Regions from separate parts of the Homo sapiens genome. Here region 1 is linked to region 2. Evidence: chromatin loops called from intact Hi-C (ENCODE). Cell type or tissue: natural killer cell. All regions are shown on one strand. Region 1 overlaps AUTS2 (activator of transcription and developmental regulator AUTS2). Region 2 overlaps AUTS2 (activator of transcription and developmental regulator AUTS2).

Evidence for each region. Peaks named below come from ENCODE experiments on the same cell type or tissue, not always from the same donor. Only the 100,000 strongest peaks of a DNase experiment are listed, where the experiment ranks them.
Region 1: a loop joins it to region 2, with 13 times the contacts of the local background. A loop is called at or near these places in 1 of 110 quality-filtered maps.

Annotation. Positions count from the first base shown.
Region 1 is chr7:70,646,313-70,651,312 of GRCh38, forward strand. All of the region lies in intron 5 of AUTS2 (activator of transcription and developmental regulator AUTS2), which reads left to right. Among named protein-coding and RNA genes, the nearest start is that of GALNT17, 480 kb to the right of the region's middle. RefSeq lists enhancers at 421-920, 2,144-2,193. In natural killer cell, no CTCF peak of the experiment used is centred here; a DNase peak (open chromatin) is centred at 1,989; H3K27ac peaks cover 1,755 bases.
Region 2 is chr7:70,058,306-70,063,305 of GRCh38, forward strand. All of the region lies in intron 2 of AUTS2 (activator of transcription and developmental regulator AUTS2), which reads left to right. Among named protein-coding and RNA genes, the nearest start is that of AUTS2, 460 kb to the left of the region's middle. In natural killer cell, no CTCF peak of the experiment used is centred here; a DNase peak (open chromatin) is centred at 2,156.

The DNA.
Region 1 (5,000 bases), 590 kb after region 2:
AGTCCATGGGGTTTCACCAGAGGGGCCATTTCCCTCTCTGCCTCCGTCATGTCAGGAAGAATTTTTATTATTTAGAGCAGCAGTGAGCTTGCCGTCACATCCACTAAGGTCAGCCGTCAAGCGTGCATCTCACTTAATAGGTCACCTGGACGGTCCCAAGTCAAATGTCAGAGGCCATTCAACTGCCAGGTTGCAACAAAAACACCCTGGCAGGCTTTTGATGGTGTTTAGATGGGGATGAGCCAGCCCGCTGGAGGGGAGCCCACCGCCTCTGGCCCCCCAAGGGGATTCTCTTTTTCTTTATGCCCAAGAACACTGCCCTGGAAGCATCCCCGGAATGACTGAATCATTGCCATTTGTGCGGCATCGAACAGACTGTGCCGCTGACAGCTGTAGGCAAGATTGACTCCGATGCAGTGCCAGGAGATCTAGGCCATGCAAGGCGGCTGCTCAAGGCCCGCTCTAGTGCGAGGGCCCTGGCTCAGGGCAGCAGGGCTGGCCCAGAAGCTGGGGCCAGGACCGGGCCAGCCAGCTCAGAGGCTGTTGAACAATCTGATCAGAGGAGGGCCTTGCCAGTTCCCTACCTTTGCCCATTTTGGATGCTGTTCTGCTCTGGCCTTGCTGCTCATCATTCCAGGCTGGCTGAGCAGTTTCAAACTCAGGGCTGATCCTGCCACCTCTGTGTCTGGGCTGAGCTGCAAGGTCTTTAGCCCAGCATTGCTCAGTCTTGGACATTCTCCCAGCAGAAGTCAGACAAGACCCAGGAGAGAAGTTTGTTTTGTTCAGCAGCTGATTGGATCCGCTCACTGTTGACTTGTGTTCCATGTTGGAGAATGCGTTCTGGTCCCCCTGAGCTGATATAAAGGAGCCCAAACTCAAATCTGTGCCCATTCCACGTTTCCCCTCTACTCCAGGATGGAGAGTTTTTCCTCTCATTCTTATCCACACAGCGAAAAACACTAGACACAGTGAGAAACGCTGGACGGCTCTGGGGGCCGTGGGAGCTGGGATGAGCACTGAACTTCTCTAGGCCTCAGCCCACTTCGCTCTGCAAGCCCTGAATGTGCCTGGACAAGATGACCGGTAAAGGCCATTCCAGCTCTCTGTGCTTTGTAGCCTGAGTCCCTGTGAGGAGTGGTTTGCTTTGAAACACAATATAATCCAGAAAAAACAGCTATCTTAACTTGGCCAGCTCTGCTTTTAAGCAAGAAATAAAGTGATGGTTTCTTGAAAATGATGCTGGCCTTTATAATGCCTTCTCCCTTAATCTCCCCACAAACTGAGACAAGGCATCCTGGGTCACACCCTGGCTCGTCTCCTGTGTGATGTGTTTTCTGGGACTTGCACTTTGGTAACCAGAGGAGACTGCCAACTGGGTATCATACCTGTCTCTCAACCCCTCTTCTGCCCACCACCCTCTCTCAGCCTCCCTATTCCCTGAAGCTAGCATGCCAGGGAGGCAGGTGGCATACGTGGTACAAGGACTGCATGCGCACATTTTGGAATGAAACAGTGGCCTTTCTTTGGAACTCAGACCATCCAGTGTGCTCTGGCTAAAGACAGGATTGTAGATCTAAGAAGTCCATTGTACTGATTAGTTTCATCTCAGTTTAAGCCACTGACCTACCAAGAGTATCCATTCAGGAAATGTCACCCCATGGCCTGATGTAGTGGTAGGAGACTGGAAATAGCTGAGTGATGACGGCATGTACACTCAGCATTGCTTAGCCTTGGGCAGGTACCGAACCTTTCTTTGCCTCGGTTTCTCATTTATAACATGGGAATAATGATAGTACTTACCTCTTCAGGGTTCTGGTGAGGGTTCCATGAACTAAAACACATGAAGAGTCTAGAATTGTTCCTGTGCTGTCCTAGGCCCAGGATGAATGTGAGCTGCTGTGGTTACAGCTAGTGTCATAGTACTCCGCCCCCCTCCACCACCAGACTACCACAGTTTCCTGCATTCTGTGATGCCGTCAGCTCACTGAGTCACCTTCACCAACACCTTTCACGCCTCTGGACTTCAGCTTTCTCATCTGCAGCACGAGGGAGAGGAATGGGCTGAGGCTTGCCATGGTGCTTTCAGGGACAGGCGTGGGAGCATCTGTGGTGAGTTTGCAGTTCTGTGTTGTATATGTCTGCACCAATGAGAGTTTCATGATCTTGAATTTATACATTCATATCATGAAGCACAACCTAGTAGCATGTTTAGATGTAGAAACACGATATAAAAACAAAACAGAATTTGTTTTGGTTTTTGGTTTTTTGTTTTGTTTCGTTTTGTTTTTTGAGACAGTCTCACTTTGTCACCCAGGCTGGAGTGCAGTGGCGTAATCTTGGCTCACTGCGACCTCCGCCTCCCCCTTTCAAGCAATTCTCCTGTCTCAGCCTCCCAAGTAGCTGGGATTGCAGGCATGCACTACCACGCTCAGCTAATTTTTTTTTAAATTTTTGGTAGAGACAGGGCTTCACCATGTTGGCCAAGCTGGTCTCGAACTCCTTACCTCAAATGATCTGCCTGCCTTGGCCTCCTAAAATGCTGAGATTACAGATATGAGCCACCGCGCCCAGCCCTGGAAGGAACCTTTGTTAAGAGTTCATAGTAACAGGGTGCTAAAATGAGTTTATTAAAATAATCCCAGTAGATGAAAGATTAGGAGATCTCTTTTGAGGAAATTAGAGAGTTTAGATCTGTTTTGAAATTAGGGAATGCCTTTTCCTATTGACCTAAGTCTCTGATTATATATGTCAACCTCAGCTTACGGAAAGAAGCTGACATGTCAAAATAAGAAGAATAGGCTGGATATGGTGGCTCATGCCTGTAATCCCAGCACTTTGGAGGCTGAGGCAGGTGGATTGCTTTAGCTCAGAAGTTTGAGACCTTTAGATTAGAAGTTTGAGACCTTTAGATTAGAAGTTTGAGACCAGCCTGGGCAACATCACGAAACCCCATGGAGCATGTCTGTGGTCTCAGCTACTTGGGTGTTTGAGGTGGAAGGATTACTGGACCGCAGGAGGTGGAGGTGGCAATGAGCCAAGATCATGCCCCTGCACTCTGGCCTGGCAGAGTGAGACCCTGTCTCAAAAAAAATAAAAAAGTAAGATGAATAAACAATGGTTAATAGAAACATAAGTGGTGGGACATGGGGGTCAGGATTTAATCTCAGAGTGTCCCAGTGGTGATTTATTTTATTTATTTATTTATTTATTTATTTATTTATTTATTTATTTTTTGAGACGGAGTCTCGCACTGTCACCCGGGCTGGAGTGCAGTAGTGCGATCTTGGCTTGCTGCAGCCTCTGCCTCCTGGGTTCAAACGATTTTCTTGCCTCAGCCTCCCAAGCAGCCAGGATTACAGGTGCCCACCACCATGCCCAGCTAATTTTTTGTATTTTTAGTAGAGATGGGCCTTCACCATGTTGGCCAGGCTGGTCTTGAATTCTGGACCTCGTGATTCACCCGCCTCGGTGTCCAAAGTGCTGGGATTATAGGCGTGAGCCACCGCACCCGGCCCCAGTGGTGATTTTGTAGGTCAGCAGAGATGATCTGTGTGCCACATTTCCTTGTAGCTTAACAATGGGCCTCAATCATGTGGTGCTTGGGTTCTTAGAATGTGGACAGCCAAGACATTCCAGCCACAAGTAACAGAACAAAATGGCTTCAACCATGGCAGGGGGGCGGGTGTGAGTAGTGTTTCTAAATGGGACTGGTTAAGTATTTTGGGGCACGGATTGGCTTCTCTGCCATTCTCTTAGCTTTCTCCTCATGATTTCAAGATGGCCGCCATAGTTATCAGACACTATTTCCTCAGGAAGCCACACTCACAGACAGGAAGGAAAGGTGTTCTTCCTCACGTACCTCTTTTTATCAGGAGGAAATTCTTTTCTAGAGACCCCATAGCAAACTTCCCCTCAGGTTTCACTGGCCAGAACTGGGTTACATACCGTCTCCTAAAACAGTCACCGTCCAAGAATAATGGGATTGCCAAGGGTGGCCTGAGCCTCCTGTAACAGGGGAAGACCACCTGCCCACAGCATGGCGCCATGCAGTACCTGAACAAAACCTGGGTTCAGTGAACTTGAGGGCTCTTGCCTGGGCAACCAACAGGGTCTGTCTGGGACCTTAAAGTCACTGATTCTGACTTAGCACTTAGGAATCAGGCATGTGGTTTAATCTCTCTGAATGTCAAAGAATGTGAGCTGGTCAAGAGCAGATCTAGAACTAGAATCTCTTTTCTCTTACTGTGACTCTCATCCCCACTCAGCTTTCTTCCTGGAATTATTTTTACTTTCAAATGTGTGAAGTCAGACATACAACAATTGTGCATTTCACTTGAAACTAGTATCTCGTTGATTGCTACCAAGAATGTTGTTTAAAATTGAGAAGTACATACATTTACCTCTACATATCTCCAGTGAACTTCTGTGACCATTAACTGTCAATTTTATCAGATTCATTTTACACGCAAAGCAAACACATCTACACCCTTGTCTCAAGAAGTTTCCAGGCTAGATGAAAAAACTGTTCCTGTACCCATGACAGTTAGACATAAATTAATAGTGCCAACTAATTGATTGATGACCAGAGTTCAAATCAGGGGAAGAAAGGATCACGTTGAGGGCATGGCTGAGGCCCAAGAGAATGATTTCAATGGACAGAGAGGAAGGAGGAGGAAGTCCGAATGGGATGAAGATAATGTTGATAGTAATGATCAACATTACAGTTATGAGCACTTGCTGATATGAGTAATGATCAACTACAGTTATTGAGCACTTGCTGTTTGAGATAAAGTTCTAAGCACTTTACATGTCTTAACTTATTTCATCCTCACAAAAGCTATTATGAGATGGGATTATTGTCTTCTCATTATTTCCGCTATATAGATAAGGATCATGACATACAAAGAAGTTAAATAAGGTACCCAGTGCCCTAGAGTTAGTAAATGGTAAAGCTGGACCCAGGTAATGTGGCTTCATAGCCTGCCCCCTCTCTGGTGCTC
Region 2 (5,000 bases):
GGAGTTTTGGAAACAATTCATGGCCTCCTTTTATCGGTTGAGTAGCATTGAGGCCTCATAAAAAATAGTAACTTGATTCTAAGGTAAATTTCCCTGGAAAGTATGAAATGGGAAAGTTAGGTTTCCATGTACCCCCCCGCTACGCATAGCATTATTTCAATTCCAAGAGGCATTTGTAGTCAATTTCTATGATGATTGGAAAGGAGCTTAAAAAATTCTTACAATCTCTTTAAAAACTTTTGAAGCAGAGGAGAAAAAATTGGTAATTTGTTTTTCAGGAAGAAACATACCTGGATTTATCTATTGCTACATGTAGGTTTTTTTTTTTTTTAACTAACTAGAATCACAGCATCTTTTTCTTTTTAAACTAACTTGAATCACAAAATCTTATGTCATACTTCATGTCTTTCCTTATTAAGGATAATTAGTTTATGGAGGATTCAGTTATGATGGTGATATTATTAGAGACTTATCTGAATGAAATCAGAAAAGTGTATCCCGTTTTATGTAGAAGATTTTTACATAAAATATTTACACACACACATACACTTCATTTTTTAGAGCAGTTTTAGGTTTAACAGCAAAACTGAGCAAAAAGTGCAGAATCCTCCCTACCCCCACCATACCCCTCACCCTAGCATCCCTGACTATAAGCTTCAAGACTGCACCAGTATGGTACAGTTGCTACAGTTGATTAACTGGTATTGGCAAAACATAATCACCCATCTTACATAGTTTACATTAGAGTTAACTTTTGGATTTGTACATTCTGTGAGCTTTCACAAATATAAAACGGCATGTACTCACCATTATGGTATCACACAAAATAGTTTCATTGCCCTAAAAATCCTTTGTGCTCTACCTATTCATCCCCCTACCAAAACCCTGATCTTTTTACTTTTTCCATAGTTTCGCCTTCGCAAGAATGTCATACAGTTGGAATCATACTATATATATGTAGCCTTTCAGATTGGCTTCTTTCACTTAGTTATTATACATTTAAGGTCCTCCGTGTCTTTTAATGGCTTAATAGCTCATTTCTTCTTAGCACTGAGTAGTACATTGCCTGGATGTTCCACAGTTTATTTTTCCATTCACCTAATCTTGGTTGCTTCCAAGTTTTGTCAATTATGGGAAAAAGCTACTGTAAACATTTATGCGCAGATTTCTGTGTGGAGATCTTAACATTCACATTGGTTACTTTTTTTAAATTTCAGATTTATCAATATTACAGAGCTATTGCAAGAGTCATATGAGAATCGAGGATCTGGAAATTCTGTATGAAAGAGGTGCCATCTGAGTAGGGCCTTAAAGGATGCGCTGATTTGGACACATAGATTGGAGGAGGTACATCGTACTGTGGCTGGCACAGTATGTGATTTTCTGTTTGATTGGAGTTCATGGTAAATGTAGGAACACGGTGTTATGTTTTCGATGCCTTCGATGCTAGGCTAAAGAAGATAGGCTTCCTTAGTGAGGCCATAGGAACCCATGGCAGATTTTTGAGGTAGGAAGTGATAAGTAATGTCACTCATTTATTTAAGCAGCTAGTCAAGCTCGCTTAGTTCCAAATAGCTGCTTGACCTTGCCTAGTTCCAAATAATTGACTTAAAATTAACAAGTTGACATTTATTAAACAGTACTTTTTACAGTTTAATTGTTCACCACTTTAGACTAAATTTTTTCTACAGGTGGTGCAAGTTAATTAGATTTTCTTATAATGAGAAAGAAAAGCATTTCAGTACAGTGTCTTCTGTTCTGATATTCAAGGTCATTTCCTATATAAAAGTAAAATTCTACACAGCATAAAACCATCCTTTTTGACATTTAGGGACCATAGGTTTTAATAACATTGAACAAAGGGTTAAATTTTTTAAAAAGTTTTTGTACACTCTTTCTTTGGTATGCTTCATCTCTTTCATTTGAGCTGAACAGCTTTAAATTTCACTTAAAGAAATGCTAGATAAAGAGAAGAACATTGTATAAGGGCAACTAAGTGAACAGGAAGCTGTGCTTCTCAGAATGGGGAGATTTTAAAATAGAGGAGAAAGCTGTCAAAGCAAAAGTATAGCAGCCTCAGCTTTACTTGGGAATTTATTAGAAATGCAGATTGTTAGACTCTACCCCAGAAGTCCTGTGGGCGGGGCTGGCAATCTGTGTTGTAAGCGAGAAAGACTAATCTAAACCACTGATCAAGGGAGGGGGATGTTAAGACTTACTGCAGAAAAGAGGTGAGAAATTGTACTAACAGTTACTGTTAATTCAACACTTACTTTGTAATGCACATTTTACAGATACAGCTTATGTAATCTTTTATGTCAACCCTAGGAAGTATAATATTACAATATCTTACTATATAGATGAGCAGAAAAGAATGGTTTAAGAAGTAGCATTGCAAAACTTCCGGCATGGAAGGTGTCTTTGACTCTATACTCTGACCTCTTTAAATCGTGCTAGGCCATGCAGGTATGTTGTTTGTCTCCCAGAAGGCAGCGGTGGGGCTAAGGCAGCACCCACCTCTCTGCTCCCTCTGCTGCATTCCCCAGCCTCCCTGACTGAGGTAGGTATTTCTTCCTTCCTGCATCCAGGTGGAGCCTGCCTGGTCCAGTGAAGGAAGCAGAACAGGAATGGCAGGAAACCAGCTTTTTCTGTTTCTCTGGAGTTCTCTTAACAAACCCTGTGACCCTAGGCCTGTCTCTTGGTATCTCTATGCCTTATTTATTTTCAGCGGTAAAATGAGGACTGGGATAAATCTGTAGGTTCTTTCTGAATTTTATCTGGCTCTAGCACTTAATTAGAGACAGATGGTCAAACTAGGTGACCTCTCAAGGGTTCATTCTGGTTCGTGTTGAGAGGAGTTTGATATTGGAAATAATAGATTCTTGTTTATGTGCGAAATGGAGACAGTACTTTCTGGAAATGGTGTGATGCAAAGTGAAATCATGTCTGTGAAGTCCCTAGTAGCCTGCCTGGCATACATGGAAGGTGCTCAGTAAATGGTAGTTCCTCAGTCCCCAAGAGGAAAACAGCCGCATTCCTGATTCTGGTGTTTTCTTTCCTTAAGTTTTAACAGGTTAGTATTTTAATTTTCCTCTCAAGGAGGGAATAAGAGGTGCTAGGTTTGTATTAAAATATTAAGTTAATTAAAGCTTCCTATTAAAATTTTAAGAGAGAGGAAGAGAATGGGGCAACATGACCACAATAAATAAAGCAAATAGGTCATTATGTTTCCAAATGGCATTATCCCTTGACTGTTGGTAGCTTTCCTAATAATAATAGGTTGAAAAAATGTTACTGTAACATAAATAATAAAAGATACTTATGGTAGTACTCTGCTAAGTACTATATAGACATGAGATACTTAATAACTTTTAATATCATGGTTTGGCAAAAGAAACTTCACAATGGATTAACTATTTATTTGGTGAACTTAACTTGGGGCAGGCTTGTGGGTGGAATTTAAGGGTTATTTCTTCTTTTTTTTTTTTTTGCTCCCCCGGAGACGGAGTTTCACTCTTGTTGCCCAGGCTGGACTGCAATGGCGTGATCTCAGGTCACTGGAACCTCTGCCTCCCGGGTTCAAGCAATTCTCCCACCTCAGCCTCCCGAGTAGCTGAGATTACAGGCTCCCGCCACCATGCCCAGCTAATTTTTCTTATTTTAGTAGAGATGGGATTTTGCCATGTTAGCCAGGCTGGTCTCAAACTCCTGACCTCAGGTGATCCACCCACCTCGGCCTCCCAAAGCGCTGGGATTACAGGCGTGAGCCACTGTGCCCAGCCGAGTTGTTTCTTCCCTAATTTCTCTCACAAACCTTCCTTTTATATAGAGAAAACATTTTTACTTTTCATTTGAAATATTCTTATTGTTGTTTTTTTCTGATCATTACTGATGTACCTTCTATAGAAATAAGACACATATTTGGCAGGGCACAGTGGCTCATGCCTGTAATCCCAGCACTTTGGGAGGCCAAGGAGGGCGGATCACGAGGTCAAGAGATCAAGAACATCCTGGCCAACCAACGTGATGAAACCCTGTCTCTACTAAAAATACAAAAATTATCTGGACATCGTGGCACACGCCTGTAGTCCCAGCTACTCAGGAGGCTGAGGCAGGAGAATCGCTTGAACCCAGGAGGCAGAGGTTGCAGTGAGCCAAGATCACGCCACTGCACTCCAGCCCAGGTGACAGAGCGAGACTCCGTCTCAAAAAAAAAAAAAAAGGAAGAAATAAGACACATATTTATCCCAACGTACATTGTTTTTCACAAGTTGCAATTTGATATCCTTAGCTAGTTTCATCATTCTACCGTGACATTTATCCCCATTATGACATTTCTAAATTATAGTGCTTCTCTCTCATGTTACGCATGTTTCTAAGCTCTTGGTTGGAATCTGTAAAATAGCTAGTTGTTAACATTTAATAAAATTTAGACTTACCTCACCTTACTCTGTTAGCAAAGAGTTACATGAACTCTGTTGTTTTGAATTAAGAGGTCAGTTGTGGCAGTAAACCTGGGTAGAATTTGGAAAGGAACTAGGCTACTTCCTTTTTGATTCTTCCTTATTAGGTCATTTGTCAAGTGGATACATTATCTTCTTTCCCTGAGGGCAGGAGACCATCTTAGTTCCCTTCTGTTAAAGAGATCTATGATTCATTACTTCCAGTGTGAAGGCCAGGTGCTTTTGCATGAGTTGTAAACTGCTAAGCGAGCCCTTTTGTGCCTTGTTTGTGTATGAGAGTCTTTCTCTTCAGAGTGTAGGGCAACCTGTCCCCAACCAGTCCCCTTTCCCAACATCCCCACCCACAGTGTGATGGATGCTGGCAGTCATACCACATTCAACATTTCCAAGTGGGACTTGTTTTTATTGGATATGATCACCAAAAAAATTTGAATTTAGATGAGAAACAAATCAAGGGGTGGTTATTCACATTGCCGATGGGTTTTGGGTTTTGTTTTTTTTTTTTTCCTTCAAAATGGTTCAGCCTAGGGGTTCTTT